Regions from separate parts of the Mus musculus genome. Here regions 1, 2 and 4 are each linked to region 3. A link is a loop called in an ENCODE intact Hi-C map of the cell type or tissue named here. Cell type or tissue: heart. All regions are shown on one strand. Links, peaks and the distances in the headings refer to the core of each region. The heading gives the core; the rest is flanking DNA. Region 1 overlaps Nck1 (non-catalytic region of tyrosine kinase adaptor protein 1). Region 2 has its middle 22 kb from the start of Stag1. Region 3 holds the start of Slc35g2 (solute carrier family 35, member G2). Region 4 overlaps Gm28166 (a long non-coding RNA gene).

The links. Peaks named below come from ENCODE experiments on the same cell type or tissue, not always from the same donor. Only the 100,000 strongest peaks of a DNase experiment are listed, where the experiment ranks them.
Region 1: a loop joins it to region 3, with 4 times the contacts of the local background. A loop is called at or near these places in 2 of 42 quality-filtered maps.
Region 2: a loop joins it to region 3, with 2.4 times the contacts of the local background. A loop is called at or near these places in 5 of 42 quality-filtered maps.
Region 4: it touches region 3 in a loop (12-fold over the local background); 3 of 42 quality-filtered maps call a loop at or near these places.

Annotation. Positions count from the first base shown.
Region 1 is chr9:100,517,706-100,525,281 of GRCm38, reverse strand. All of the region lies in intron 1 of Nck1 (non-catalytic region of tyrosine kinase adaptor protein 1), which reads left to right. Among named protein-coding and RNA genes, the nearest start is that of Gm46139, 19 kb to the left of the region's middle. In heart, for the core only: CTCF peaks have their summits at 4,517 (motif pointing left) and 5,120 (motif pointing left); no DNase peak of the experiment used is centred there.
Region 2 is chr9:100,617,866-100,625,441 of GRCm38, reverse strand. It overlaps a transcript of Stag1 not described here and the pseudogene Gm8661. Among named protein-coding and RNA genes, the nearest start is that of Stag1, 22 kb to the left of the region's middle. In heart, for the core only: no CTCF peak of the experiment used is centred there; no DNase peak of the experiment used is centred there.
Region 3 is chr9:100,566,717-100,574,292 of GRCm38, reverse strand. It overlaps Slc35g2 (solute carrier family 35, member G2), which reads left to right and starts at 3,208. Exons shown (of 2, transcript NM_001101483.1): 1 at 3,208-3,345. In heart, for the core only: a CTCF peak has its summit at 4,083 (motif pointing right); DNase peaks (open chromatin) are centred at 3,192, 3,382 and 4,122; H3K4me3 peaks cover 1,832 bases; H3K27ac peaks cover 1,520 bases.
Region 4 is chr9:100,450,525-100,458,100 of GRCm38, reverse strand. It overlaps Gm28166 (a long non-coding RNA gene), which reads right to left. Exons shown (of 3, transcript XR_871066.2): 2 at 6,634-6,687; 3 at 5,075-6,440. Il20rb (interleukin 20 receptor beta) reads left to right here. Exons shown (of 7, transcript NM_001033543.3): 7 at 1-382. Among named protein-coding and RNA genes, the nearest start is that of Gm28166, 4.4 kb to the right of the region's middle. In heart, for the core only: a CTCF peak has its summit at 3,728 (motif pointing left); a DNase peak (open chromatin) is centred at 3,710; H3K4me3 peaks cover 1,347 bases; H3K27ac peaks cover 939 bases.

The DNA.
Region 1 (7,576 bases), core at 2,110-6,109, 49 kb after region 3:
AATTCATTTGAAACTTCATTCAGTTTAACTCTCAAGGCCACTTAGTAAATAGTAAAGGAAAAATTCACGTTTCCAGCTAACTTTTTCTAAAAATGACAATTAAATTCTTCCAAATAGAAGAAAGTGAGACTGGGAACAGGAGACCACTTAAAGGATGCTTCATTATCTTAGTAAGCTGCTTGGCTCCTTATGTATATGGCCAGAATGCTGTTACTGTACATTCACTTGAATCCTGTTAAAAGGATACAAGGGCAGCGAGTTGAGAGGGAGGTGACTGAATAGGGTTTATTAATCCAGATCATTGGCTTGGTCATACAGTTAACTGGGTTTAGGGTGGGTTGCAACAGGAAATTTCTAAGAAAGGCAAATGGAGGTGTCTGACAGAGGAGTAGTGCTGTGAAACGTGCTAGGATTTTAAAGTAATAATAGACCAGTTCCCTATACATGTAATTAATAAGTCATAGAATGTATAGGTGTGTGTGTGTGTGTGTGTGTGTGTGTGTGTGTGTGTGTATACACATCGATGCTGGTGCTTGCGAAAACCAGAGGTGTTGGATCCCTTGGAGCTGATGTTAATAGGCAAATGTTAGCCACATGATATGGGTGTTGGGAGCTAAACTCTGGTTCTTTGCAAGAATGATGTATGCTCTTAACTGTTGAGTTGTCTTGCCAATCCTGGAATTTATATTAAAAAGTGTTTTTAGTAATTCTTTCAGAATTTCATACATTGTATTTTGAACATTTTCATCCCTCTTGCACATCTCCTCCCATACCCACAAGCCATATCCACCCAACTTTGTGTCTTCACCTTTTTTTTTTTTTAAACCCATGAAGTCATGTTAGTACTACCTATCTACTACACTGAGTTATATGGCCTTCCACTGGCACTAGTTAGACCACCTAGGGGCCACATCCTTAAAACTAAAACCACCCTTTCCTGGTAGCTGTCATTTACCAATAGTTCCTCAATAGGTTTAGGACTTTGTGTCCCTCCCCTCCACATTGAGATTTTGTTTGGCTTGAGCTTGTGCAGATCTTGTGCGTGTTGTTACGACTGCCATGAATTCATATGCAGCTGCCATATTGTGTCTGGAAAACCAGTTTCCTTGTATATTGCCTCTGGCTTTTGCAGTCTTTCTGTCCCCTCTTCTTCCATAACCCTTGAGCCTTGGTGAGATAGTAAGTCTGAGGTTAGGGTATCAGCAGAGTTCTTGAGAGCCTCCTCTTCTGTATGTTAACTTTCCTCCTGTCTTGGGCTTCTGGATAACTGCTTTCTCTTTAAGTGAACCAAACTTCTCTTACAGGAACACCAGTCATACTGGATAAGGGCCTGTTGGTAAACTCATTTATCTCATTTACATTCTGAAGCTACCCAGATAGCCATATTCTAAGGTGCTGGGGCTTGGATTTCAACATAGGATTTGTGTGTGTGTGTTGAGGATTGTCTCCAGCTTTACATGTGAAATTTTAAGTAGAAGTAATTCAGTGTTCCTTGTTGGTAAATTTGTTCTTGTTTTGAGATGGGTCTCTTTTAACTCATCCTGGCTTTAAACTAAGGATGATCTTGGATCCTCTGTCTCTACCTCCCCAGTTCTGGAACTACAGGCATGTGCTACTACATCTGGTTTTATGTGGTGATGATGATTGAGCTCAGCAGAGCTTCATGCTCTAGGCAGGCGATATACCCAGAGCTACATCCTTGACCCCATCAGTTATTTTTATCTCATTCAGAACACTTTAAAATGGATGTAGTCAATTGTGATTCTATTTTGTTTCTTAGCCATCCAGTAACCTAAGGATTAGGGTAATAACTCTTTAACTAATAACTAATGTCTTATATTAATGCAATTCTTTGTTATACATTTTCACAGTTTGTATTATAATTGTATGATTGTAATTTACTTTAGCAAGATTGTTTACTATTTTACTGGTTGCTCCTTTAGTTATTATAAAACATAATCCTCTCTTCAGATTCCAGAATTGGTATGTTCTTTTATTTATTGTTTTTTATGTGCATTGGTGTTATTGCCTGCATGTCTGTCTGTCTGTGTGTGAGAGGATGTCAGGACTGGAGTTAGGGATAGTTGAGAGAAGCCATGCAGAAGCTGGGTCCTTTCTGTGGCAGAGCAGCCCCTGAGCCATCTCTCCAGCCCGAGAGGATGTAATCTTGGGTAAATTTATTTTAATTCAGAGAGGATAGAAAGTAAGATTTTGTGATGACTGACAAAATCATCATATAGGGAATGTGTTACTCTTGTGTTAGTCTAAGGCGTGTATAAATGAGTTGAAGAAACAGGAGTTTCACTAGAATTCCTTTTATTAGCAGAATACTTGATTTCTCTTCCTTTGTTTTCAGAACTTGGTTTGTTCTCCTAGTGTACATTTATTCAGTTAATATTTGTTGAATGAACAAGTGAATTTTATATGCACAATACCCTTTTACTTTTTCATCTTTCTTGTTTTCTCATCTTGGTTATGTATCCAAAGTAATCATTCAAACCTGAATAAAATATGATAAAATTGTTCCCTATCTTTAAAAGAACCTAATCGTGCTGAGCATGGTGATACAGGTCTAAAATTTCTGCATTTGGGATTGGAGGTAGGAATATCAGTAGTTCAAAGCCAAGATCATCCTCACCTATATAGTGAGTTTTAAGGCCAGCCTGGGCTACATGTGATTACAACTGACCAAACAATAAGAAAATAAAACCAAACCAAACTCAACAAAACAACTTGATTTAATCCTCTATTTCTGATGTGCTTCTAATTTTTGTTTTGTAAGTAGTAGAGTGTTTCATTAGTTAGAATATTTAGCAATATAAACTATATGATGTTGTGGCTTAAAATGTTGATTACAGTAATCTTGTAAATTTCCTTCTCTTTATGCCTGCTGTAGCATATCAAAGTTATTGTTGATTTTTCTCCTTTCATAGTTCACTGAGAGATTGTAACCCATCTAAACTTCCTGACTTAGTTACTTGGGTACTGTTACTTAGCTGATTCTTATCAGAAACAGGAAATTGTCAAGTGATGAGTTAAAGCACAGCAGACTGTATGTGTAACTAGCATGGTAGATTTCCCTGTAGATGTCCCCCCCCCCCTTCCTCCGCCACTAGTTGTTTTCAGACAGGAACATCTAACTTGCCAAAAAAGGGTCCCATTGCTCATGACCTATGCCAATGGCAAACATTCTCCTTCCTCAGCGTTTCCTGGTTAGATGGTTTGATAGCCTTTCTTTGAGACAGGGTCTCATTGAGTAGCCCTGGCTGTCCTGGGACTTTCTATATAGACCAGGTTGGTCTTGAATTCAGAGATCTGCCTGTGTCTCTTTTGAGTACTGGGGTTAAGGGCATTTGAGATCACAAGTGACTGTCTTGACAAACTTAATATTAGGTGTTCTTAATTAATTTATAGAAATAGGTGAAGTATAGATATTTTGGTCTGGTGTACTCATTGATTTAGATTTGTAGTTGACTAAGGGATCTATAAAGACAAGGCAATTTTATAATAGTAGGATGCTAGTTTCTCTTTTACTATGAATATTTAGTTGTCTCCAAATTTGATGGCTGTCACAAAAAGTATGAACAGTTGGAAGGTATATAAAATTTAGTGAGTATTGAATAACAATATAAGATTATGTATGTGGGAGACTGATTCTGTGTTTTAAGTCATCTTGGTAGCTGTTTGGTTCCATACTTAGTTGATTTACATACAGTAAAGCCCTTTTTGGTGTAACTAAGTATTAAAATACAAGCCAGTCAAAGAGACAGGCATAATTATATTGGAAAGAATAGGGGTCTAATTAAAAGAAAATCTCTCCTCAAAGTGCTTGTAGCAGTCCAGTGTTAAACGGGAAAAGAAACACAGGCAAGGACTGGGGGTTTTCATTGAGGCAATCCAGGCCCTCTATGCTTCAGACCATTCATTATCTGAGGTACAGACAGATAAAGCTATGTGGTTGCTTTTGCTTTAAAATGTTTATTTAACCTGTTGTTGAGTTCCAAGGTAAGTAAATTTGTGAGTGAGTGTGTTTGTGTGTGTGCTCCTCAGAAGCTGTCCTGAGGAGTTTATGACAGCACCTTTTACCAATCTGGAATGCACTAATTGCACTAGGCTGGCTGACCCTGGAGATCTGCCTTTGTCTCTGCCTTCCCAGAGCTGGGATTACAAGTACACCACCATTTCCATTTCTGCTTTTTCTTTTTACATGGGTTCTGTGGTTTGAACTCAGGTCCTCATGTCTGCAGGAGGCAAACTATGTTTAGAGCTCTCTCCCTCTCCACTACTATTCCATTTCTATGAGAATTGGCCCTATCATCTCCCCACCCCCTCATCCCAGATCCCTCTTAGAGCACTGTATTATCTAGTTAGCTGTTTATTGCTGTGTTTGTACATAGATTCAGTTAAGGACACTTGGAAGCATGTAATTAAAAAGGAGCATGCTGATGTCCTGGAAAGGAATTCCAGTAGCAGAACACAGGAAGGCACCAACATTGGGACACAGCTAATAGCGCCACCTGGTGGAAGTATAGGTGAATGTTTAAGAACTCCTTTCACGTGAATTTTCCTAGTTTTTGTTTTCTCTTGGGAGTGCTGAGAGTTCAGTTCAATTTTGACTTTACTTCCCTCTTGCCAGTCATCCTGTGCTTTGATCCCTCTTAGTGAGATAGGCATGTTCCTGTAGATAATCTTAACTCATGTTGTGTGGGGATGTGATATGGACAGTAGTATGTGTTTAAAAAAAAAAGCAAATTTTAGCTAAATTTGATAGATGAGGTTTAGAAAACTTAGGCTAAGTTTAAGCAAAAGGGTGTTGAACAGAGGGTGTAGCCAGGTGTGCATGCCTTTAATCCCAGCACTTGGGAGACAGAGACAGAAAGCACTCTGGAAATTCAAGGCAAACCTGGTCAGCGAAGCAAGAACTACATAATAGAGAAACCCTGCCTCAGAACAAAACAACAAATAATAGGCCATAGTTACAAGTTAATATTGAGAGTGCTGGAGAGATGGTTCAGAGGTTAAGAACACTGCCCTTCCAGTCTGAGTTCAATTCCTGGCAACCACATGGTGGCTCACAACCATCTGTAATGGGATCCGATGCCCTCTTGTGGTGTGTTTGAAGACAGCAACAGTGTACTCACATAAAATAAATAAATCCTTTTTTAAAAATAAGTTTAGTTCTGTCAGAACATTTAAGAGAATTTGTTTAGAGTCCTTTTTTATGTAAACCAATGAATTACCGTTGTGGGGGAAAGCATATCTTTTTTTTTTTTTTTGAAGGTAGTTCTTTCTTTCTTTTTTTTTTTTTTTATTACGTATTTTCTTCAATTACATTTCCAATGCTATCCCAAAAGTCCCCCACCCTCTCCCCACCCATTCCCATTTTTTGGCCCTGGCGTTCCCCTGTACTGGGGCATATAAAGTTTGCCTGACCAATGGGCCTCTCTTTCCAGTGATGGCCAACTAGGTCATCTTTTGATACATATGCAGCTAGAGTCAAGAGCTCTGGGGTACTGGTTAGTTCATAATGTTGTTCCACCGATAGGGTTGCAGATCTCTTTAGCTCCTTGGATACTTTCTCTAGCTCCTCCATTGGGGGCCGTGTGATCCATCCAATAGTTGACTGTGAGCATCCACTTCTGTGTTTGCTAGGCCCCGGCCTAGTCTCACAAGGGACAGCTATATCACCGTCCTTGCAACAAAGGCTTGCTAGTGTATGCAATGGTGTCATCGTTTGGAGGCTAATTATGGGATGGATCCCTGGATATGGCAGTCTCTAGATGGACCATCCTTTTGTCTCAGCTCCAAACTTTGTCTCTGTAACTCCTTCCATGGGTGATTGTTTCCAATTCTAAGAATGAGCAAAGTGTCCACACTTTGGTCTCTCGTTCTTCTTCAGTTTCATATGTTTTGCATATTGCACCTTATATCTCGCTATACTAAGTTTCTGGGTTAATATCCACTTATCAGTGAGTACATTTCATTTGAGTTCTTTTGTGATTGGGTTACCTCACTCAGGATGATGCCCTCCAGGTCCAACCATTTGGCTAGGAATTTCGTAAATTCATTCTTTTTAATAGCTGAGTAGTACTCCATTGTGTAAATGTACCACATTTTTTGTATCCATTCCTCTTTTGAGGGACATCTGGGTTCTTTCCAGCTTCTGGCTATTATAAATAAGGCTGCTATGAACATAGTGGAGCATGTGACCTTCTTACCGGTTGGGACATCTTCTGGATATATGCCCAGGAGAGGTATTGCAGGATCCTCCGGTAGTACTATGTCCAATTTTCTGAGGAACCGCCAGACTGATTTCCAGAGTGGTTGTACAAGCTTGCAATCCCACCAACAATGGAGTAGTGTTCCTCTTTCTCCACATCCTCGCCAGCATCTGCTGTCACCTGAATTTTTGATCTTAGCCATTCTGACTGGTGTGAGATGGAATCTCAGGGTTGTTTTGATTTGCATTTCTCTGATGATTAAGGATGTTGAACATTTTTTCAGGTGTTTCTCAGCCTTTCGGTATTCCTCAGGTGAGAATTCTTTGTTCAGTTCTGAGCCCCATTTTTTAATGGGGTTATTTGATTTTCTGGAGTCCACCCTCTTGAGTTCTTTATATATATTGGATATTAGTCCCCTATCTGATTTAAGATAGGTAAAGATCCTTTCCCAATCTGTTGGTGGTCTTTTTGTCGTATTGACGGTGTCTTTTGCCTTGCAGAAGCTTTGCAGTTTCATGAGGTCCCATTTCTCAAGCCATTGCTGTTCTATTCAGGAATTTTTTCCCTGTGCCTATATCTTCGAGACTTTTCTCCACTTTCTCCTCTATAAGTTTCAGTGTCTCTGGTTTTATGTGAAGTTCCTTGATCCACTTAGATTTGACCTTAGTACAAGGAGATAAGTATGGATCGATTCGCATTCTTCTACATGATAACAACCAGTTGTGCCAGCACCAATTGTTGAAAATGCTGTCTTTCTTCCAATGGATGGTTTTAGCTCCCTTGTCAAAGATCAAGTGACCATAGGTGTGTGGGTTCATTTCTGGGTCTTCAATTCTATTCCATTGGTCTACTTGTCTGCCACTATACCAGTACCATGCAGTTTTTATAACAATTGCTCTGTAGTAAAGCTTTAGGTCAGGCATGGTGATTCCACCAGAGGTACTTTTATCCTTGAGAAGAGTTTTTGCTATCCTAGGTTTTTTGTTATTCCAGATGAATTTGCAGATTGCTCTTTCTAATTCGTTGAAGAATTGAGTTGGAATTTTGATGGGGATTGCATTGAATCTGTAGATTGCTTTTGGCAAGATAGCCATTTTTACAATGTTGATCCTGCCAATCCATGAGCATGGGAGATCTTTCCATCTTCTGAGATCTTCTTTAATTTCTTTCTTCAGGGACTTGAAGTTTTTATCATACAGATCTTTCACTTCCTTAGTTAGAGTCACGCCAAGATATTTTATATTATTTGTGACTATTGAGAAGGGTGTTGTTTCCCTAATTTCTTTTTCAGTCTGTTTATTCTTTGTGTAGAGAAAGGCCATTGACTTGTTTGAGTTAATTTTATATCCAGCTAC
Region 2 (7,576 bases), core at 1,219-5,218, 52 kb before region 3:
ATGCCATCACTGCCTCGCAGAAGATTGTGACTGGCCTCTCTGGAAAGCTGTGGTGTGGCAACATGGGGCTGCTCAGAACATCGTCCCTGCATCCACTGATGCTGCCAAGGCTGTCAGCAAGGTCATCCCAGAGCTGAACAAGCTCACTGGTATGGTTTCTGTGTTCCTACCCCCAATGTATCTGTTGTAGATCTGACATGCCACCTGGAGAAACCTGCCAAGTATGATGACATCAAGAAGGTGGTGAAGCAGGCATCAGAGGGCCCATTAAAGGACATCCTGGGCTACACTGAGAACCGGGTTGTCTCCTGCAACTTCAGCAGCAACTCCCACTCTTCCACCTTTGATGCTGGGGCTGGCATTGATCTCAATGACAACTTTGTAAAGCTTGTTTCCTGGTATGACAATGAATACAGATACAGCAACAGGGTCATGGACCTCATGGCCTCCATGGCCTCCAAGGAGTAAGAAGCCCTGGACCTCGCACCAGCAAGGACACTGAGTGCAAGAGAGAGGCCCTCAGTTGCTGAGGAGTCCCCCCTCCCAACTTGACCCCCCAACACTGAGCATCTCCCTCACAATATCCATCCCAGACCCCTATAACAGGAGGGACCTAGGGGGCCCTCCCTACTCTTTTTAATACCATCAATAAATGTTCTCTGCACCCACAAAAAAAAAAAAAGAAAGAAAAAGAAAAAGAAAAAAATGACAGAAGTAACATGATACCTCAACAACATGACTGCCTAAACAAGACCTGAACAATAACCAGTAGAAATGCTAAGACAGAAAGAGGGAAACCTCTAAATGTCCACGTCTAGTCAAAGAACTACAGGCCACTCAAGGCTGCCTAGAAAGGAAGAATTAGGATAAGTCCCTTGTTTGGTTATCCAGATCCAAATGGTCAGCCCTGAAATCACACATAAGCAACACTAATGGGCTCAGCAGGTTTGTTTGTTTGTTTGTTTGTTTATTTAATATTATTATTATTGTTTTTTTGAGACAAAATCTCACCAAGTAGCTTCAGCTAGCCTGGAATTTGCTATGGCCTCAAACTTACAAAGATCCACCTGCTTCTGCCTCATGGGCACTAGGATTAAAGATGTATCCCACATGCCTGGCTATGATCCTCTCTCCTGCTCCCTCTCAACTTCATAGGCTCTTTTTTAAAAAGTTACTGTTACATTTGCAAATAAAATATAAACACATACGCACATGAGCACATACATACACATACACACTCATACACACACACACACACACACACACACACACATGATCATGGGAGGGACTGGAAGGAGAAAAGGGGTGCAGAACATGGTATGATTCCACTTTAATGTTTAAAAATTGCAAAAAATAATAATTAAGCCAGGCATGTGGGATACATCTTTAATCCTAGTGCCCATGAGGCAGAAGCAGGTGGATCTTTGTAAGTTTGAGGCCATAGCAAATTCCAGGCTAGCTGAAGCTACCTGGTGAGATTCTGTCTCAAAAAAACAATAATAATAATATTAAATAAATAAAAATTTAGAAGCAGTCTGAGAGATAGGTGTGGTGGATAGCAGCAAAGACATACCTACTGGACACAGCGGGGCAGCTGCACATGGAAACAAATTCACAACGATTGGAATATCATGAATAAAACTATGAAAGCTCAAGCCAGAACACATTTTAGCATGGTGAAGGGAGTTAGGCACAAAGTTCTGCCTCTAGTCAAGAAGCTACTGAGAGCTGTTATCTCCTGGAAGAAGGAAAGGCTCTTTCTCTAAGAGCATAGGCCTAGAAGCCAGCCACCCTAGTGGAAGACCACACATCCAAGAGCATTTGGCCAGCACAAGTTGGGTGAATAGGTGGTGGTGGGTAGATCTAGAAAGAGTTGGGGGGGGGGTGACTGGTCAAAATACGTGTATGAAACAATCAATGCATATTAAAAATTTTAAAAGAAAACAACAGCAGAAAAGACAGAGATAAAAACAAATATTTTCCACAGAGCAAAGGAGACAACAGAATGAAGAGACTGCATATGGAAAAGGAGGGGATCTCTGCCAGAGACTCATGTGTCAGACATTAATATCCCAGATAGTTCAAAATCTCTAAATACTATTTACAGAGTACATAGAACTTCATCAAGCATTTAGGGTACCACAAATGCCAACCACACCTCGATGTGTATTTCACTGTCTTATTTTTATATACATATATGTTTATATGTCTGCGTGTGTGCATAGTATTCTAAAAAGTAGAACTTTTATTTTGTGACATACGGAGGATGCTCAAAAGATGATACTAAAAACAAACAAAAAATCAGTGATCTAAATACCAGCTGCTTCCTGGAGACGTCCAAGTAATCATCTTTTTAATCTGCTGCTGAATTTTAATGATGTTATTCAGGCTACATTGCTATATATGAAATAGACTTCTTTAGTAATTCCACAAAATGCTTGAACAGTCTAAGCGTGTCACCCTTGAGCTGATCCTACTCCTTGTGGGGCAGTCCGGGAGAGCTAGTTCAGCCCAGATCCAGGGCTTTTGGTTGGCCCACCCCCCTCATCTAGCCCATCTATGAACTGCTGGAGTGTGTGAAAGGGCTGGTCCTACAGACCCAAAGCTCCATGACACAGGGAACAACAGGATCTCTAAGTGGAGTCCCAGTGAGGATCCAGTATTGTTAGTATGGCAGAGGCCAGAGGACTCAAAGCAGACCAGACTCAATGCAACGAGCATTTGCAAGTAAAGCTGTGTGGCCAAAGGGTGACTGTGTGACACTGTGACACACTGCAGCTTCCACGGTGAGATGTGTTTGTTTTGTTTTATTTTTTATTTTTATTTTTTATTTTCTTCTGGGGGGAGGGTACAAGGGTGGTGGGTGGACATGGAAGGATGGGAGATGAGTGGGATTGGGTTGCATGATGTAAAATTCACAAAAAGTCAATAAAAACTTACAAAAAAAAAAAAGAGGTCACCTGTAATCTTAGGTTTATTTACTTTATAAGGAAGGTGTCACAGGATTTTCCCTGTCCAATTACATCAGTACAAGGAGGTCTGTGATTGAACAGGGAAAAGGGAGACAGAGCTAAGAGTTGCAGAAAGAGAGAAAGAGAGAAAGAGAGAGAGAGAGAGAGAGAGAGAGTGTGTGTGTCAGGGCAGGAGGAGAAGGAAGATGGCTTCGGATGTGTATCTGCATGGCTTTTACCAGCCACAAGTAGTTGTCATATGGTAAGGTTAATTGGGATAAGGCTTTTTATCATTATCAATTGGCTCTGAAATTATTGTATTGGCATCTTGTAAATTGTGATATTATTGATACATAATCTGATTGGTTAATTAAGCTTTAAGAGTCTTGATTCTACCGGGGTACTGGGTATTGTGCGTGGTAGTAAGAGGAACTGGGGGGTGGGGGGGTGAGCACCAGAGAGATGGCCGGGCAAGAGCCCTGTGGTCTGGTGGCCCAAGAGTTGGTGGGCTGGCAGGAGAGGAAGTGTAGTCCAGCCCCTCAGAGAGTTGGCAGGTTTATTTTTTAATATTTCCCACAACAGGAAGGACTTAGAGCATTAGCATATTATTAATTCATTCATGGGCATTCACAACCCCCTCAGAAATTTTTGTTAAAATGACATTGAGGAAACCAAAACCAAACAAAATTCCTTACAGTTTTTTATTTTCTTTTCTTCTTTGCTAAACACATCATCAAATCGAAACACTAAGTCTGCCAAACCATGGAAATTATACATTTTTTCATTTGTCAATGAGTGGGGGATTATTTTGTTTCAGTGAGGATTTGAACACTCTGAGATTGGGGCTGGCTAAATGCCTCAGCAGGTCAATGTTCTTGCCATCAATCCCGACAATGTGAGTTCAATTCCCGTGGCCTAGGAGGCAGAAGTTCAGAACAGACTCTCAGAAGTGATTCTCTGTCCTCCACATATGTGCCTCTTTTTCTCTCTTCTACAAATGCTAATGCCAAGAACACTCTATTAAATATTAGGAGTCAAACTTAACCTCAGAGTCTGCCTTCCAGGGAACTAGCACTAAATAACAGGAACTATGCACATATTAAAGAGATACAGGACTTTCATATTGCTGTTGACTTCAAGAGACACCCAAGATGTCATTCTGGGAAATGATTAAACCACATGAAAAGACCTTTGGTAGCTGATAACGTTTCTTAAAATGGATCCTAGGAATTTAAAATAGAAATTAATAGAATTTGATATGTAAGTATATGACTTGTATTATGAAAAGCAAAAGAAAGTGTATCATAAATGATGCACATGGATGTGTTATTCAGAATATTCTGTGTTGACATATTCATCAATGTGAAAAAAACCCATCAGCAAATGTTAGAAATTAGTTTGTAAGGTTATATATGCACTTTGATACCAATGTTGACATTAACTTAGGGATTGTTTATATGCATCCATATATGTATGTATCCATATACTCACACAAAGAAAAAGATGAGCATAAATATATCAAAGTGTTAAAAATACATAAATATAAAATATTTAAAATAATGTTCCCTTAAAAAGAGGGTTGGAGACAGGCTTATCCCTAGGACCCCCTACTCTGTTCAGCAAGATCTCAGTCTAGTCAGAGACCCGAAAACAAGGTGGTGTGCTCCTGAAGAACAAAGAGATTGCCACACACCACCTCTCTCTCTCTCTCTCTCTCACACACACACACACACACACACACACACACACACACACACCGGAGAGCCCATACCTACACAAGAAAAGGATTGTTTAGCAATAGAATAATCTCCAAGGGACAAAGTAATTAAATTCAAATTACATTGGAATTTCTAACCAGTGCACCTCGTTGGAAGGTAGCACAAGAGGAAGAGCAGATAATTTTTCCATTTTGTGTGTGTGTGTGTGTGTGTGTGTGTGTGTGTGTGTGTGTGTACGGGCGCGCGTACGCACTTTTGGGGGCGAAGACTATTCTGCCTAGAATCATTGATAATTACTTCTTTAAATAATTGTCATGTATGTTTAGCAGTTACGGTTTTTTTCTGATGAAATGGCATCCTTCCCTTATTTCCCCTCAAATCAAAGGGCAGACAAAAGAATCGCTTGAAGAAGCATTAGAACACACATCCACTGCCAAGACTAGAGAAAAAGGGCACTGGGGCCAGGTCACACAAAGCCACAGCTGCGGGTATGGCGTCACAGCGCCACTACTGAGGGTCGGGTCTCCAACAGGACACAGGCCTAATCCTGGGTTGGGGATGAGGTAGATGAGCGCCTCTGCTCTGCCCCTTGATGGGACCCTATGTAGGTGAGAGAGTGGGTGTGGTATGGCTGTGTGTAATAACACTCTGGGCAGAGCACAAAGCCAAGTGAGTGAAACCAGATGGGTGATTAGTCCTGCTCTCAGAAGCAGATGAGCACCAGACACCCCTGCCCCCTCCAGGAGCGAAGGGTGCTCAGGTGCCAAAACCAACAGGAAGTGGATCAGCGCAGTACTTGATCGCGATTCTACCCCATTGCTGTTTCTCTCCCCACCACTCTGCCTTTATAGGCATTGATTGCTGCGCTGTATTACACATATCTGTAGAAAAATGAACTAAATCAAGATTTATGCAATACATTTAAAATTAGAAACTAGAAAAGATTTCAAAAAAAAAAACCAATGAATTGGGGAGCTATATGGAAGACAGAGGGAAATGAATCTTTGATATTATTTCACTGTAAACCGGTAGCAGGAAGAAATCGATATGAAATAAACACATGACCCAAGCCTCAGAGGGAGGGCACGGCTCTAAGATCACCGGCTAATATAATCAATCATAAAACAGTTCCAAGTACAATTTTGCAATATTACTTGAACACAGCTCACATTGTCTTTTTAATCAAAATCCATAAAAAATGAATTGTCTGTGATACTGTTCATGAAATGAAAAGGTTTTTCTCAGCTAATTCTTTGAGTGGGCTCTTTTTATTTTTACGGTGTGTGTGTGTGTGTGTGTGTGTGTGTGTGTGTGTGTGTGTGTGTGTGTGTGGTGTGTGCATACAGGTAACTGCAGAACCTGGAAGACTGTTTTGGATCCTATGTTAGGATGCTTTGGAGAAATAGATTTTATAGAATCTCTATATAGGAAGGTAATTTATTAGGAATGACTTTCAGGCAGTGGTCCAGCGAGTCCAAAAATGCTTGTCTACCTAGGGAAGGGCCGAGAATCCAGGGGTTGTTTAATCCATGAGGCTCCATATTTCAATTGCTCTTGAGTATCAACACAAGGACTCCAAAGAAGTAGGCTCTAATGTCCGTGAAGGAGCGGACTTGCCATCGAGAACACAAGGGAACGAGCAAAGAGGCAAGCTTCCTTCTTCCCTGTCCTTTGCATAGGCTGCCAGCAGAAGATGTGGCCGTGATTAAAGGTGGGTCTTCCCACCTCCATCCAGATCCAGACTTAAAAGAGGTCTTCCCACGTCCAATGATTTAATTAAGAAAATAATCCCACCCCCGCTTGGGTTTTACTCAGTTCCAGATGCAGTCAAGTTGACAACCAACAAGAGCCATCAGAGATGCCCGAGAGCTAGAGTTAGAGGTGGCTGTGAGCGCCTGATCAGGGTCCAAGGACCCAAACGCCAGTCCTTCCGATGAGCAGCCGGCACTCTTAACCACTGAGTCTTTTCTCCCGCCCTTCAGTGGGCTTTTGAGAACCATGTGGTTTCCTGCCTTTTTCATCGGCCCTAGAGACCCTCCCTCTCCCCTCTCTATTGAGAGATAATAAAAGTGTGGATTGGGGGTGGGGTGGAATAGGGTGGCCAAATGTGTGCTCACGAATCCAAACACCTTTGCCTTTGGGGAATGTGTATTGTCTAGTCTGGCGCTTTTGCAAGTATGAACCTGGAATGACCTCAGGAGTCCAAACACAAGGCATGCACTTTCAATCCTAATTATAGAGAAAGCAGTGGTTGGTTGGTAGCTTATAGTCGACACTTACTGATTTCCCTGTTTAAATGTTTTGCTTTTTAAATTAAATTATTGGTTAAAAAATATTTACCTTTAAAATTAATATTGTTATATTTTGTCGTATGCCTGCCCCTCCCAAATATGCAAATCTACCTGAGTGGGGGGGCGTGGTGGGGATCGGGGAAGGGAGTTCTGGAGTTCAAAAAGCTCCCAAAAGAGGATAAGGTGACTGTCATCCTGGGAGTCAAGACTGGATATAGTCTTGCAGTATTCCTTTTTGGTTACTTTAAGGCAGTATCCTGATAACGCCCATCCAGTAAGGATGACCCATTGCTTCCCATACCTCCTTCCAAAAGGGTTTCAAGGAAGCCTTGGTCCCTCAGCCTCCACATTCCTTTCCTTGGCCAATGGTGAAGACATACATGAGCTACTCCCTGGACCTTGGATGCTTTTCCTTGGCTGAGCCTTGTCTATTGGGTTAGCTGTAGCTTTCCACAAGTATAGTAGGCATCTTACCACAGTGAGGCAGTCTTTGCAGCTCGGGATCCAGTTTGGTCCAGAGCCTCAAACCCTCCGATCACTACCGCCTTCAGCTTGGAGATTTTTTTTAGGCTAGACCACAGTCCTTAAAGACTGTTTGTTTGTTTGATTGATTTTT
Region 3 (7,576 bases), core at 1,887-5,886:
AATCCTCCTTTCCTATCTCTCAGGATCGAGTGTCACTTAGAAAATGACAGCCGTGCTAAATCCTAACGTCACTCTCAAAACCCTCAGGAAGTCTTTGCTCCTACAGTCAGCTCATGTCAGCCTCTTTCTGTCTCTTTCCCATTTTTGGCTCTCCTCTCCTCGTTTCTTCAAAGGGAAACAAAACCTTTGCCAAATCCTGCAGACTGCTCTCGTGGTTCCTTGTGTTTCTCTGTGTCTTACCCAGATCAACAGAATGAATGCCTGTGTGGACAGCAAATGACCCTTCCCCTTAGAAAGGGTAAAAGATGGGAGGCTGCCTGTCCTGGTCTCATTTGTATTCAGAACTAGCAGGTGTTTACTTGGACATTAATTCTATTTGCAAACAACCATGCCTGGGGATCCCTTTGGGTAACTTTTGCTGTGATATTGTGATATTGCCTTGGGTTGTTTTAGTGGTTTTATTTTTTAGTTGCTCTATCTATCTATCTATCTATCTATCTATCTATCTATCTATCTATCTATCTATCTATCTATCTATTTATTCTTTTATGAGTAGGGAAAAAACTCAAACCAGGCAAGCAGTTTGTTTTTTTACAAGCCCGAGAAACAAACAAACAAACAAACAAACAAACAAAAGTCAGATCCTGGATTTAGAACAAACTGATTTGTTGTACTAGGGGTAACTTAATGACCAGTGTCCTTTTTGATCTTCTTTGGGAGAAACAGCTGGAGACTCTCCATGGATGCTTGCCTCACTCGGCAGCTTCTTCATAAGCACATTTATCAGATGCTGTGCCAGGAATCTAAGAGTGCCCTGAGAATACTGACCCATTCAAAAGCAGTCTGCTGCAGCTGGGAAGGAATGAGTACTACACTGTGAGGCTCTAGAAATGTCCCCTCTCCAAGTCACACACACAAGTTCTCCTATGCTGGACACTTAGGTGGTTCTCAGTCTATTGTGAACACATTGGTAACAAGATGGTCAGAATTCTATTCTTGGGTCTATTCAAACTATTGTTGACATCCATAGGCTATGTGGCCATAATAGATCACCTGGCACAATGGATGCTGAAGCCCCAGGGACCATCAAGATGGCTATAGGAGACATTTCATCTTCTAGAACTAACTAACTGATTAACTTACTTGTGCTGGGACTAAACCCAAGGCTTTTTACGTGCCAGGCAAGCATTCTGTTATTGAACTAAATTCTCAGCCGTTCATTTTTTGAGACAAGAATCTTTCTATATAACTGATGCTGGCCTTGAACTCAATATCCTGCTTCCAACTTCCAAATGCTGAAATTATTACCACCAACTGGGCTCCCAAGTTTTTAAAATATTGCCAACCTCAATGAACTAAAATCCATTATAATGTCTTGAATAAAGAGACTATTTCTAAAAGGTGTGTGTGTGTGTTTGTGTGTATGTTGGAGTTAATATTATTTGGGGTTTTCTATCCCACCTTTGATCATTTAGTTCCCAGAAAAAAGACACAAAACCTTTATATTCATAATAAGCCTTAATGCATTAGAGCTGGGCAGATATCAGCCCTCTATGCTCTTTTGTCTACTTTTCTGTCAAGAATCCCAACACTTGGCCGGGCGTGGTGGTGCACACCTTTAATCTCAGCACTCGGGAGGCAGAGGCAGGCGGATTTCTGAGTTCAAGGCCAGCCTGGTCTACAGAGTGAGTTCCAGGACAGCCAGGGCTACATAGAGAAACCCTGTCTAGAAAAACCAAAAAAAAAAAAAAAAAAAAAAAAAACAACAACAACAACAAAAAAACCCCAAAAAAGAATCCTGACACTTGCCATGTTCTGCCAGGACTGTTCCTACTCCAACTGGGCTGGTCCTCTCAATCCACCTACCCCATGGGGGCTTCCTCCTCTCTCCTTTTGGTCTTTGCCTCAGACCCCAAGCCAGGGAACCGAAGCCCTGCCAACCTCTCTTCTGCCCAGCTACAGGCTATAGGCATCTTTATTCAACCAATAGTTTCAAATTAAGGAACAAGGTTTGCACAACAAAAGCTGGTATGGTATGTGTGTGCATATGTATGTATGTATGTGTGTGTATTTGTATGTAAATGTGTGTATGTGTGTGTTTGTATTTGTATGCATATGTGTGTATATGTGTACATATGTGTGTATGTGTTTCCCGTGTGTCTCATATACTCACACCATCCATAAGCTAGAAGACAGTTGACTTCATCCATTAAGGTGTGTGTTTGTGTATGTGCTTGTGAGTATGTGTGTATATGTGTGTTTGTGTGTGTGCGTGTGAGTATGTGTATATGTGTGTGTATGTTTGTGTTTGTATATGTATGTGATATGTAAAAGAACCCTCTGGGAGCCATCCAGGATTGAAGGAGGAGGACAGCTAGTGGTCAGGTGTGCAAACACAAAACTCTACCAGAGGATTTGGGTTCTGACTTTGAGATGAAGACGTGGATAACAGTAACTCTGTTTCCCATGTGTCTCTCACTTGCCCACACTATCCAAAAGCTAGAAGACACTTGGCTTCATCCATCAAGGTGAGTCCTGAGTCAGAGCAGGACAGAAAGGGATCTAAACAGACTATGAAAAATCTGGCAGAAGACACTTGTCTTTCCATAGTTAGCACCATAATTCAGGCCTGATTGTTTCTTACCTAATCTACAGTCATGGTCTTCCAGCCTGTCTCCTGGACTCTCATTGCCTTGGTGACTTGGTTTGTTTTTAAGAGTGTGTTCATTTAGCTTTGGGGATTGGGGTATACAAACATTTGCATTGTCAAGACTTCTCCCATCTTGCAAAACCTGGGTAAAACGGTCAGGACTCAGGGATATCCCAAGATTATTCTGTCCCAAGGTTTATCGATACTGTCACCACTTCAAATATCAAGAAATAATTTTTAGTTCTTACAACCAGATAGAAATGAATGGAGAATGCTTCCTCATCTCTTCCCAGAGGACCTAGTCACCCTGGCTGGCAGTCGATTGCTTCTAAGAGCCCCCCCCACCCCCCCCAACCCCGCCTGCCCCCACTCTCCGCCCCAGGGCGTTGGCAGCTTCCATTGCCTGGGACGCTCACGCCTCTCGGGGAGGGCCAGTCCCCAGGTCTAAGCAAACATCCTGGTGGTCTCCTGCCGTCTTCCACTCCCGCAGCGCCTGCGGTGGGGGGTTGGGGCAGCGGAGAGCGCAGGCGCAGTGCCCGCGTCTGGCGCCCCTCTCCTTGCTGGCCGCCCCTGGCAGTCCAGGCTGCAGTGGTCCCCGCCGAGCGCGCGGCGGCCTCAGCTGGCTAGGGAGGCCAGACCAGGAGCGCGGGAGTCCGCTAGTGCCCCCGGCGCACCGGCCTAGCCGCGACTTCCAGGTAACTGAGCCGGTGGCGGGTGGGCAGCAGCGGGCGGTGCGGGACTCAGCCGTCTGGCCCCGTCGGGAAGAGGGAGCGCACCGAGCCCCACGTCGGTGGCAAGTGACCCGTAGGGCGCCTCGTTTGGGGTAAGGTAGGCTCCCGTCAAGCGCCCCGCCTACTTGATAGACCTCGGTGGAGCGCGCGTCTCTGCAGGACGCCAGAAAAGCCATCCAGTGCCCACTTCTCCCCGTTGCTGTCCTGGAGAACAGGAACAGCGGGGTGATAGTCAGCACCATCCTCGGGCCTGACACAGTTGCTTGTGTGGGCCCAACCCCAGTCGCATGATGAAGGTCAGGGCTTGTCCCTTCTTTGGCCCCGGAGCCCACACAAGCTCGGCGAGTGCTTGTGGCGTCATAGGAGTGATTGCGAATGCAACTTTCGAAAAATTACTGGGTGGTTTTAGGAGTCTGACAAAGATTTTGGATTTGCCATCACTTTCCTGTCTTGTGTCTTTTGAGTCTTGAACTCCAGATTAGATGGGTTGAGATTTTCCTGTTTCTTGACTCGATAGGGAGGAAGGACCAGAGTGTGGAGGTGGAGGCTCTGGCAAGTCAGTTTCATCTCATCTATCCACGTAGAACAAAATGCGGATTTTCTTGACGGAATTGGTTCTAGGTTTAGAATTTTACGCAGTGTGTGACCGTTTAGCTCATGGGGGAAGACGGGTCGCGGGAACTGGCAGGAAGAACACTCACTCTTCCTGGGGCAGCTGGGGGCGCTGCGCAGATCCACGTCACTACCCAGGCTGTCACCAGGCTCTGGTAGGAGCAGGAGCAACTTCCCGTCCCGAGGATTGAGGAGCTCCTAGACAGTCTCACACCAGGCCGGGAGGGTGAGGGGGCAGGCGCGGAGTGGGCCAAGTCTGCGGGCTCTTTTCGGGAAATGGCTTTGAGCAGAGTTGACTGTGTCCGTGGTGCTGAAGCTCCTCGTGCCCAGGTCTACGACTTCCTGGGCCTATGCCAGCCATATTTTCCTATTTTGCACCTTTGCCAAAAAATAACTCATGGCCAAAGCAAGCGGCCAGGCCGGAGCCGGCTAGACACTGAAACTCTTCACAGATGGGTTGAGCGTGGTCTCCTGAGGGAAACACTGCAGGGAAATGTGGTTCAACTTGGAAGAAGAGATAAAACCCAGCTTGCTTGATTTCCTAAAAGTACACACTGTGAGCAAGCACACCGGCCCTAATGTATGTGCATGCATGTGAAGGATATATGTATGAGTATATACCTACAAACATAATGCTCATCTCTTTTCAAAGCTATCATGTACCACAAGCCACACATTTCCCAGAACCTTTTGTGACTTATCTTTTTTTATTTATTTTTTGACTCCTCTTGAGTTTCTGGACTCTACAGCACAATTAATTTTCATAATCATCTGTTCCAACGTTCCAGAGAATGCTGTATTAGAGGGACTGGGAGTGTAGCTCTGTGGTAGAGCATCCACTCAGCGTTCAAGAGACCTTATGTGGGCTTCTCACTGACACAATCAATCAATCAATCAATCAATCAAACAATCAATCGACTGAAAGACAAAAGAAAGCATGCTTATTTAAAGAAATTTAGGTAATCAAGAAATACAAAAATTCTTTTGTGTGAGCACACATGTACTTTTAGATGGACCATTCTTCTGTCTGTTCTGTTTTTGGTAATCTTGTAATTATTGAACACTTATCTTCAACATTTTGTTAGAATAGACTAGTGGTTCTCAACCTGTGGGTTGCAACTCCTTTGGGGTAGTCACACATCAGATATCCTGCATATCAGATATTTACATTAAGATTCATGACCAGTAGCAAAGTTACAGTTATGAAATAGCAATGAAATAACTTTATGGCTTAGGGTCACCTCAGCATTAGGAAGGCTGAGAACCCTGTTAAAGACAGTTCTGCGGACAGCTTTTATGTTTGTTCACAGTTTTGGGACAGAGTCTCACTGATTCCCACACTGGCCTCAAATGCAAAGTTGTCCTGCCATAGCCTTCAAAGTGTTGGGATTGCATGGGATTATGGATATGTGCTACCAAGCCCAGCAAATGCTCTATGTTTTTTCTTTTAGACAGATTCTTTTAGACTTCCCCAGTTGGCCTAAAAATTGGTATGTAGACAAAGATGACCTTGAATTCCTGATCCTCTTACCCTCATCACCCAGAAGGTGAGATTGCAAGCATGCACTACCATGGCGGGCCTAATGCCTGGCCTAAGTATCTTAAGAACACAGCTAGAGATGTTGGCAGATAAGAGTGCTTGCCCTTCTTGCAGAGGACCTATATTTGATTCTCAGTCGCTAGATTGCAGCTTACAAGTCCCTGTAGGTTCGATTGCAGGGGATCTATGCTCTCTTCTGTCCTCAGAGGGCACCTGGTATGGACCAGGTGCACATACATCTATACGGGCAAACATCTTTACATATAAAATAAAAATAAATAAAGAACTCTAAGGGAAAAAAGATATGGTAAACATCTATTTTCTCAAAGATTTAAATGCATTAGATTAGACGGATGATAATGCATTAGGACTGACTAGAGGCACAATGTACAGCAATTTCTGCGTTTATTCATGTGACTGAAACGTCAATGCAGATAGACTAGTAACTCCCTAATTCTCCTTGCTCCCCAGCCCCTGGTAACATCTGTTCCCATCTTGTCTATGACTTTGCCCATCTCATGTACTCCACATAAGTGGGACCACACAGTGTTTGTGGTTGGTTTCTTTACTCAGCATAGTATCTCGTTTGTATTTTTCATAGGACAGAATTGCTTTCTTCTTAAAGGCTGAATGTTGTTTCTTTGTATTTATAGATGCTCCATTTTAAAAAGCTATTCATGTAATGATGGACACTTAAATTGCTCCGTGTGAATATAACCTCTTTGCACAAACACACACTTGTTTAATTACAATCTTTTTTGTTTTGTTTTGTTTTCTGATAGTGTTTCTCTAAGTAACTTTGGCCATGCTGGAACTCACACTGTGGACTAGGGTGGCCTTGAGCTCAGATATTCTCCTGCCTCTGCCTCCTTAGTGCTGGGATTAAAAATGTGTCACCACACCCATCTTAAGTATATACTATTTTCATTTATTTATTTATTTATTTATTTATTTATTTATTTATTTATTTATTTATTTATTTATTGAGACAGGGTTTCTCTGTATAGCCCAGGCTGTCCTCGAACTCACTTTGTAGACCAGGCTGGCAGAAATCCACCTGCCTCTGCCTGGGATTAAAGAAGTGCGCCACCATGCCTGGCAAGTATATATAGTCTTATAACAAAATTCTTGAAGTAAAATTTGTGGTCCAAATGATGGATATTTTAATTTTGATACATTTGAGACATTAATTTGTTCAAATATTTTTTATTTCCTCTTTTAAACATTTCCAAAATCACCACATTTAAGGAATATTTATTGGGCAACCTGTATTTACAAATTGTGCCTTTAAAAATAGATGAACATATGCTACTATAAATGGTAAATTTGAATTTCAGTAGACTCATCCTTTCGCCAAAAACAGGTCTTATCAATTGCTAAAGGGTTTTTCTAATTGGGTAGAGAGGAAAAAATTTTGTTCATTTATTCATTAGCAATATTTCTCACTTTGCGACTTATTTACTCATATATTTATTTTTCTATTGGCATGCTCACTTACTTTTTGATTCATATAAACTCTTTGTATAGTACCATATTCTGTTTGTTGTACTTTTGAAACAAAATCTCATCATGTATTTCTGACTGGCCTAGCTAGAGTTTCCTATGTAGACCGTGCCAGCCTTGAACTACAGAAATCTGCTTCATGGGATTAAAGGCTATGCTGCCACATTTTTTCTTTTTAATTTTGTTAACTTTGTTTATAGTATTATGCTGTATAGAATACACACACATATACATATATATAATTTCTATTTGAATGGTGTGTATGTGTATGAGAGTTTCTTTAACTGTTGCTAGGATGTAGTATCTTAAGAAATCAACTTAAGGGAGAAAGAACTTATTTAAGCTTATAATTCAAATCACAGGTGACCGTGGCGGGTAAGTCAAAGCTGCGAGGGTTTAACATAGCTGGTGCCATCACATCCAGAGCGGGCTCAGGCATCTGTTCAGCTTCCTTTCTCCACGTACACAGTCCAGGACCTGAGCAGGGAATGGTGCCTTTACAGTAGTGGGCCTTCTGATCTCAACTACTGTAACCATGAC
Region 4 (7,576 bases), core at 2,097-6,096, 120 kb after region 3:
CCTGGGCTTCACCAGCCAGACAAGGGTAGAGACAGTGTAACGGTTTCAACCAGGTGCTTCCAGTCCGTCTTCAGCACAGATGCCAACGGCCTCATCTCTACTTTGGGGACTCCAGGAGAGATATGTAGGGGTGTGGGCAGATATGTAGGGGTGTGGGCTGAGGCTCCCTGCCTTTGTCCTGTTCTGTATATTTCTGCCTTGACTCTTTTGTGAAGCGTGTGTTAAATGTTATATTTCAACTGGTCTGGAAATGTGCTGTTTACAGAATTAAAAATTGCATACTTACATTAACCTTCATCTTTTCTCCCCTCTCTTCTCTGCTCCCTCACCCCAGGGACTTCATTCCTCTGTTACCTAAGCTCAGAATAAAGAATTACCCCGAGCCTTCCTCTGTTACAGTTTCTCATGGGATGCTCCCTGGTTTTGCTGGCCTCTGTAGCTACATAAAGACCTCTCTCAATTATTCTGTTGTCTCTTAAGGTTCCCAACATGTGGATATTGGACCCCACCCGAACATCAGAAACAGAGCCTGCTCCTGATGGGGGGATAGCTACCTCCTCAGAGCTGGTTTACTCTCTTAGAACCCTCTTTCCTCTCTCTGTCTGTGTAACAGTTCTAATTGTCAGCTTGATGCTATCTAGAATCAGGCAGGAAGATTCTGAGTGAGGGACTGTCTAGATCGGGTTGGCCTGAGCTCAGGTCTGTGGGGGATTGTCTTGATTATGTTAATTGATGTGGCCCTTGCTTCCCACAGACCCAGATTCTCTACTTGTGCCTTCACAGAACACTTAGCATCATCCCAAAACAAAGTCCCGCTTCATGGAGCTTGGATTTCAATGAACAATAGGGAGATGATTAAACAATACGATATTACTAGTAAGCGAATTATTAGTATACCGAGAGTTTATAATAAGCCTTAAGAAAAAGTGAAAAGATAGAGAATAAAATTGGCCCAGGGCAGGTCACAGCCCTCTAAAGATGAAAATGAACACCAACACCGGAACCCACACTTCTGTCCCCATGTAGCCCCTGGTGTGAGAGATTATGTGTGATTTGAGTCACAGTAACTTGGCAACAAATCCTCAGGGGTATGCTGTCTAAAACAAAATTTATTCAGTGTTTGTACTGTTTCTATTGATAGTTCTTTAAAAAGTTATTTTCCTAAGCTATCAGATGAAGCAAATGAATACTCTTTATTCTGAAAGAACCTGACTTTGGGCATCAAAACTGCGGAGGGTCAATTGTGGACGTCAAAGTTTGCATAGGAACAGTGTGTTGTTAGAACCAGATCTTTGATGGCCAGGGTTAATGTCAACTTAAGATAGGCTAGAGTCATCTGAGAGGAGTCAACTTAAGACAAACCAGAGTCACCTGGGAGGAGGGAACTTCAGTTAAGAAAATGCCTCCACAAGACTGGGTTGTAGGCAAGCCTGCAGGACATTTTCTTAAGTAGTGAATGATGGGGAAGGGCCCAACTCACTATGGACAATGCAGTCCCTGGACTGGTCTTTCTGGGATCCATAAGATAGACAGGCTGAGCAAGGCCAATGGCCTCTGTGTCAGCAACTGTCTATGGGTTCCTTCCCTGCTGGAGTTCCCACTCTGACTTCCCTCTCTGATGGATTGGAAGTGTAAGCAAAATAAACCCTTTCTTTCCCAAGTTACTTTTGGTCATGGTGGTTTTTTTTTTTTTCTTCTTCCCAGTAATAGAAACCCTAAGACAAAATTAAACAATGGATAATGTGGAGTCACGCCTGCATAAAATGCACAAGTCTTTTGTGCCACCTGAAGTTGGAAGTCACACCATTTGAAACCCATAGTTTGGTGTTAAAAAAAAAAAGTGCTTTTGCTTTTTCCTGTTGAAGTGGCAGGGTAGAATCAAACCCCTCCACAATGCACACCGATGACGTCATTTTGGTTCTCAACGTTGTTTATCCTCCAAGAAGTCAAGGTTTTCGTAGAACAATAGCTAATTCTGTGTCTGGTCTGGAAGGGAAAGGCTTGTGGGAATTCTAGAACATTTACTCCTTGCTCCATCAGAAAACCAAGTTTTGAACAATTGGGTCAGTCAAAACTTTACATAACCAGTCTAAAAGGAGTCTCTCCTGGCCACAGGTGGGGCAGAGTTGAGCACGCCGAGGAGAAAGGCTATCCGTCAATAAAAATCTACCTGAAATCATCAGCCCATAGGGATAACCAAGAAGACGATGGGACAAACTAATTCTCAAGATGAATTAAGTCCAGTGAGGTGGCTCAGATGGCTAAAGGCGTTGGCAGAGCAGGCCTGGAGACCTGGGCTCAACCCACGCCTGGAAACCACAGAAGGGGCAGGAGGGAGCAAATGCCACAAAGGGGTTCCCTGGCGTCCGCACAGTGGCACAACACACACACACACACACACACACACACACACACACACACATGCACACACCCTCCACACACATACAAAAGTAAAAATTTGAAAGAGAGCAACAGTATGTATTTCTGCTGCTAACTTGTCAGGTCTTGGAAAGTATCTATGTCAAACAAAACAAAAAACAAACACCCTGACAGACTTGGCTCAGCTCAAGGAAGACTATAGGAGGATTATTGGTGGTTAGATAAAAGCCAGCTTTCCTCAGGAACTTGTGAAATGGGATTCCCTCTGCCAAAAGGAGTCGTGTCCCTTGCCTCTGGCAGAGGGGACATGTGGCTGTCCATTGATACATACCCATGGCTGCAGATCAAAGTCTATGCTGGCCTCCAGGTTTCCTCAGACCCTACTTACACCCCAAAGCCCAGGTTAGCACCCTGGCCCTTGCCACTCCTCCCCCACTTTGCTAACTCCCAGGCTGCCTCCATTCACAGGCTTCCTTCCTCCCAGAAACCAGCCAGCTCTCTATAAGACTTTTTCCCCTTTCCCTCGTATGCTATTCTATACCATACTCCTTGCTACTCTGGCTAGTCTCAAGACTATTCTATGACACACACACACACACACACACACACACACACACACACACACACACACACACCTTTCTCTCTGCTCCCAATAGTGCTGGCCATGTCCAATCTGCTTATTTCTCCCTCTGCTCTGGACTCTTCCAGGTGCCTCTGGATGTTCTCTCTGTCTCTGTCTCTGTCTCTCTGTCTCTGGGCCCCCCACCCCGCCCCCTTGCCCCCCTGCCCCATTCACAATAAAATCTTCCCCCAATCGTGGAGCGGCCAGTTTGGCGGCTTCCTTACTGTGTCATCGCTCACAGTACTCATTTGTGTTGGGCTTATTGACACACTCGTTTTATCATTGGAAAATGCCAGCAATTGCCAAGAGGTCAGTCACAGGCCGATTTCTCCTCCACCAGTCCCTGTCTCCAGACACCACTTGCATCCACCTGCAGGCCTGTAATTGCCTCTCTGGGCTCTCCATCGATTGCTTCCCACACGTTACTGTCCCCTGTCACGTCAAGCGCCCGTTTCCCGCACTTTACTGTCTAGTCAAGGTTTCTTGCGAAACTTTCCGTTTTACTGAGGAGTTGCAATGCCGATGATATCTCTCCTCTGTGATACTCCTCCCTTTCTCTTTAAAATAGGCGTCTTGTTTTCCGTGGGCCTATTTCCTTCTTTGGCCTGTGTGACTTTTCTGGGGATGCGGATCTTTTTCCTTTGAATCCGGCCTGACCTGATCCGGTGGCCCAATTCTACCGCCCACCCGGCGGGAAGCGACTTCATTGCGTCTACCGGTGTCTGGTGCCACCTTGTGGCGAATTCTGAAAAAAAAAATCCATTTGTTCCCACTAGAGAGGAAGCTCCGTGGGCTTCCCGATGAGAGAAAGGGAAAAGCCCAGGCTAGTTTTCCTGGAACCAAGGCTCAGTTGGAGAAAGTCCCCAGGCTTAGACCGGAACATAGAGTTTCTCCATTGTCACTTGCAAGTTTAGCTGCCACCATGTCCTCTCTCTCTGCATTCACTGACACCAGAGCATGTGCCCAGTGGTCCCTTTTCTCTGCCTCTGCTCTACTCTGCAAGCCACTCACCTTTATCCCAGTCGTCCACCCCCCCCCCCCCCCCCGATCATTCAATCTAAAGCATTGTGCATAGTTGGTGAAGTCAGAGCAACATCCCTGTTGACCCAAACTGTAGGTTTGGTTTTGGTTTTCCGGCTCCTGGGACCCTGGTGATTCCTTGCCAGAGTGGGAGGCTCACAAAGAAGATGCAATGTTCACTCCTTGCATCCCTTAGCGAGCAATCGGCAGCCCTGGGAGAGGCCGGAAACTGATCCACACAGAAGAGAACCTGAACAGAAGCCCTCCAGGGACCCGAAATAGCACGAGGTAGCTCTTACCTTTACTCTGCTACCTGAACTGCTCACCTACCACACACTACAGGCCTCGAGATTGCCTAGGGACCTTCAGCAAGTTTTTCATACTTGCTCATCCTAAGGTCGTGCCTGCAGCCGCAGCTGCACAAGGCCCCCCACCCCAGATCAATTTGTCCAAAGTTCAAGGATACTTTTAAGTTTACTTTGAGATCATAAATAAAGCTCCTAGAGAATGCTGAGTCGGGACTTTGGGGGCTCCGTAATTGATTTCAGGGGACAATTTGGGATTCTCTAGGAACAGTGCGCAGCCAGAATGCCACTGTGATTACAAATACTGTCATCTTGCTGGGCAGTGGTGGCGCACGCCTTTAATCCCAACACCTTGGGGGGGGGGGGCAAAGACAGGTGGATTTCTGAGTTTGAGGCCAGCCTGGTCTACAGAGTGAGTTCCAGGACAGCCAAGGCTATACAGAGAAACCCTGTCTCAAAAACAAAACAAAACAAAACAAACAAACAAACAAACAAACACTGTCATCTCAGGCCAGGTGTCCTGGCCCGCGTCTTTAACCCTGTCTGGAAAACAAAACAAAACAAAAACAAAACAAAATAAAACAAAACCAACCAACCGAACAAAAAGAAATAACTGTCATCACTCACAAGAACACACAAGATCAGAAACTGTAGCATTGTGAAGCTTTCACTTTTCAAGGGTTGATCTCAACTTGCTGTGACTCCCCCCTCTTTTTGTTCTCTTGTATTCATTCCCATTTGGGAAAACAACAACAACCACCAAACACCCCCGCACCCATTAAAACCCCTGCAGATTCTACCCTGTGCTAAAGGCTCAAAGTAAATGTCTGCCCAGTGAACAAAAATGCCAGGCGCTCATGGAGGTTCACACGAAGGAGTGAAATCCTTAGGAAAAAGGAGTCAGTGTCACGAGGGTCCTGCAGCCAGAGCTGAGATGACATGTCAGTGAGTGCTCGGTACACTTGAAAGTCAGGAGTCTAAGAGGGTACACAAATAGACACTGTCTGTACCGAGCTGCTGAAGAGAAGGAGGGAAGAGCTACCGATCATGTTGGCATCACGAGGCCAACACCCCCTGACTCTAGACAAAACAGAAGAGGAAGCACTCAAGGAGAACACAAGTGGACTGACTTTGCAACAGAAATATGTGGCTGGGCTGTAGCCCAATGGTTGTGTGTGGGTGTACGTGAGGCCCTTGGTTTGATCCTTGGAACACTGAGATCTCTTTGATCAGGGCTGTAAAACTGATGCGTGGAACCTGAGTTTGATGGGCCCTGGCTTCTGGCTCCTGGCTCCAGGCCAGGCTTCTCTATTTGTTTCTGCACACAGCTCTTAAGTTCACAGCTAAGCCGCTGTTGAAAAATAAAATTGTTTGGAATCTGTGTCTCATTTTCCCAACATTGATTCAAAGCAAAGATACTTTCTGAGTAACAGCACAAATCTCATAATAAACCCAAAGGTGACAAGTGAGTGTCATAAGTTCCAAGAATATTTAAGTGTTCAGCTTTAGTCATGGTGTGTGCTTGTACACACACACACACACACACACACACACACACACACACACACACACACTGTGAAGAGCTCTGAAAACTTTCAAACTTGGATTTTTTTGTTGTTGTTGTTGAGGAGATGGCTCAGTGGGTGGAGCAGTTGTTACACAAGTGTGTGGAGTGGACCGGGGATCTCCAGAACTCCTGTACACGCTGCGTGATGGTGGTGACAAGCCTGCAGTTCCATCTCCCAGAAGGCAGGGACAGCAGATGGTCAAGCTAGATGGTCAGCTAGACTAGCTGCATAGGTGAGCTTTGGGTTCAACTAGGAGATTCTACCTCAGTAAATAAAGTGGGGAGTGCAGGCTTAGAGTCTTCAAAATCTACTTTAATAAGGGTTCTTAAATGCTTCAACCACCCTTCTAGTCCACCAACCAAAGGCAGGGGAGAAAAGATGGTAAATAGGACGAGGGGATGTGGGCCTGTTTAGAAGTAGTTCTTTGGGCCAGTTCTCATCTTCATTTGCCAGGAGACCAGGAGTCCACTTCAGTAGTGTCAGGATACCGAACAGGAATCAACAGTGGTTGTGCGATCCAGCAGAAACAGCCAGGTCTCTGCAGAACTGCATGAGTCAGCGGAAGCTACTAGAACCAGCTGGGACCCCAGGAGAAGTTCTCTGCTGTGCCTCTCTCAATGAAGTGAAGATGAGCAAAGACGCCAGACCAACAAATCTAGCTGTGCTAGCATTCTATCACTATCCATTGAGTCCTACTTGTACTCTCTCCAAATATTACCTGTCCTTCCATGGGTCTTACCTCAGCAAAACACCACGTGAGTCTGCATCGCATGACACAGCCAGGGACTTCCACCTCGGGGGAGTGATCAAGGAAGACACATATCATCACCCTTGTGCCTCTTTAGGTATATGTGCACACACACCTGCACGAGCACACAACCCACCTGCAAATCTGCAAATGCACACACACACACACACACACACACACACACACACACACACACACACACACACACCTGAATAAATAAAATAACCAGATTTCTTTAAACACAACCGCAATCCTAAATGTGCACAAGACATTGGTAACTATTTATGGAAATGGTGGAAAATCTTCTGAATGACCCGTAGGAAGGTGAACTTTGATGATCTCTGCTAGAAGAGGACTCCCTGTCTTTCTGTGACCTCTTATGATAACGACTACAGAGTCAGCACAAGAAGTGACCGAAAGGCACTCGGGGCAGTTAGGCCGATGACATACACATTTTACCAAGTAGCACATGGCGTTAGGATTTACTTTACATTTTCAAACTTAATATTCACTTTTGGTCCTAATTGTGCAATCAAGAGTTTGAATTTTTTTTTCTAAGCCAGTGCCAATTTGCTTAAGCCTCCGGTCTGAGCAGGCCCTGGGTGGCCTAGCACAGCACTGTTTCCTTCTCTGTCTGTGTGGCCTCTGATTGCCTTGACCCATTTCCTCCCTGGGTGCGTTGGTTCTTTCTTCTTTCTCCACAGCTCCAGAGGCCCTCCACTGACCCAGCCTAGCTCAGCTCCTGAGCTTTGTAGCCATCTTAGCTCTGGGAACCAACATCTAGATCTTGGGTCCCCGATTTAGATTCTGCCAGAAGAGAATCTGCTTGAGCCAACACTTGGGTACCCATCCGGGGTTAGGTAATTTGGCTCAGAAGACAGAGCCCCGCCCTGCAACCAGTGCAATGGGACCTGGTCCACAGGGCGAGTGGAAT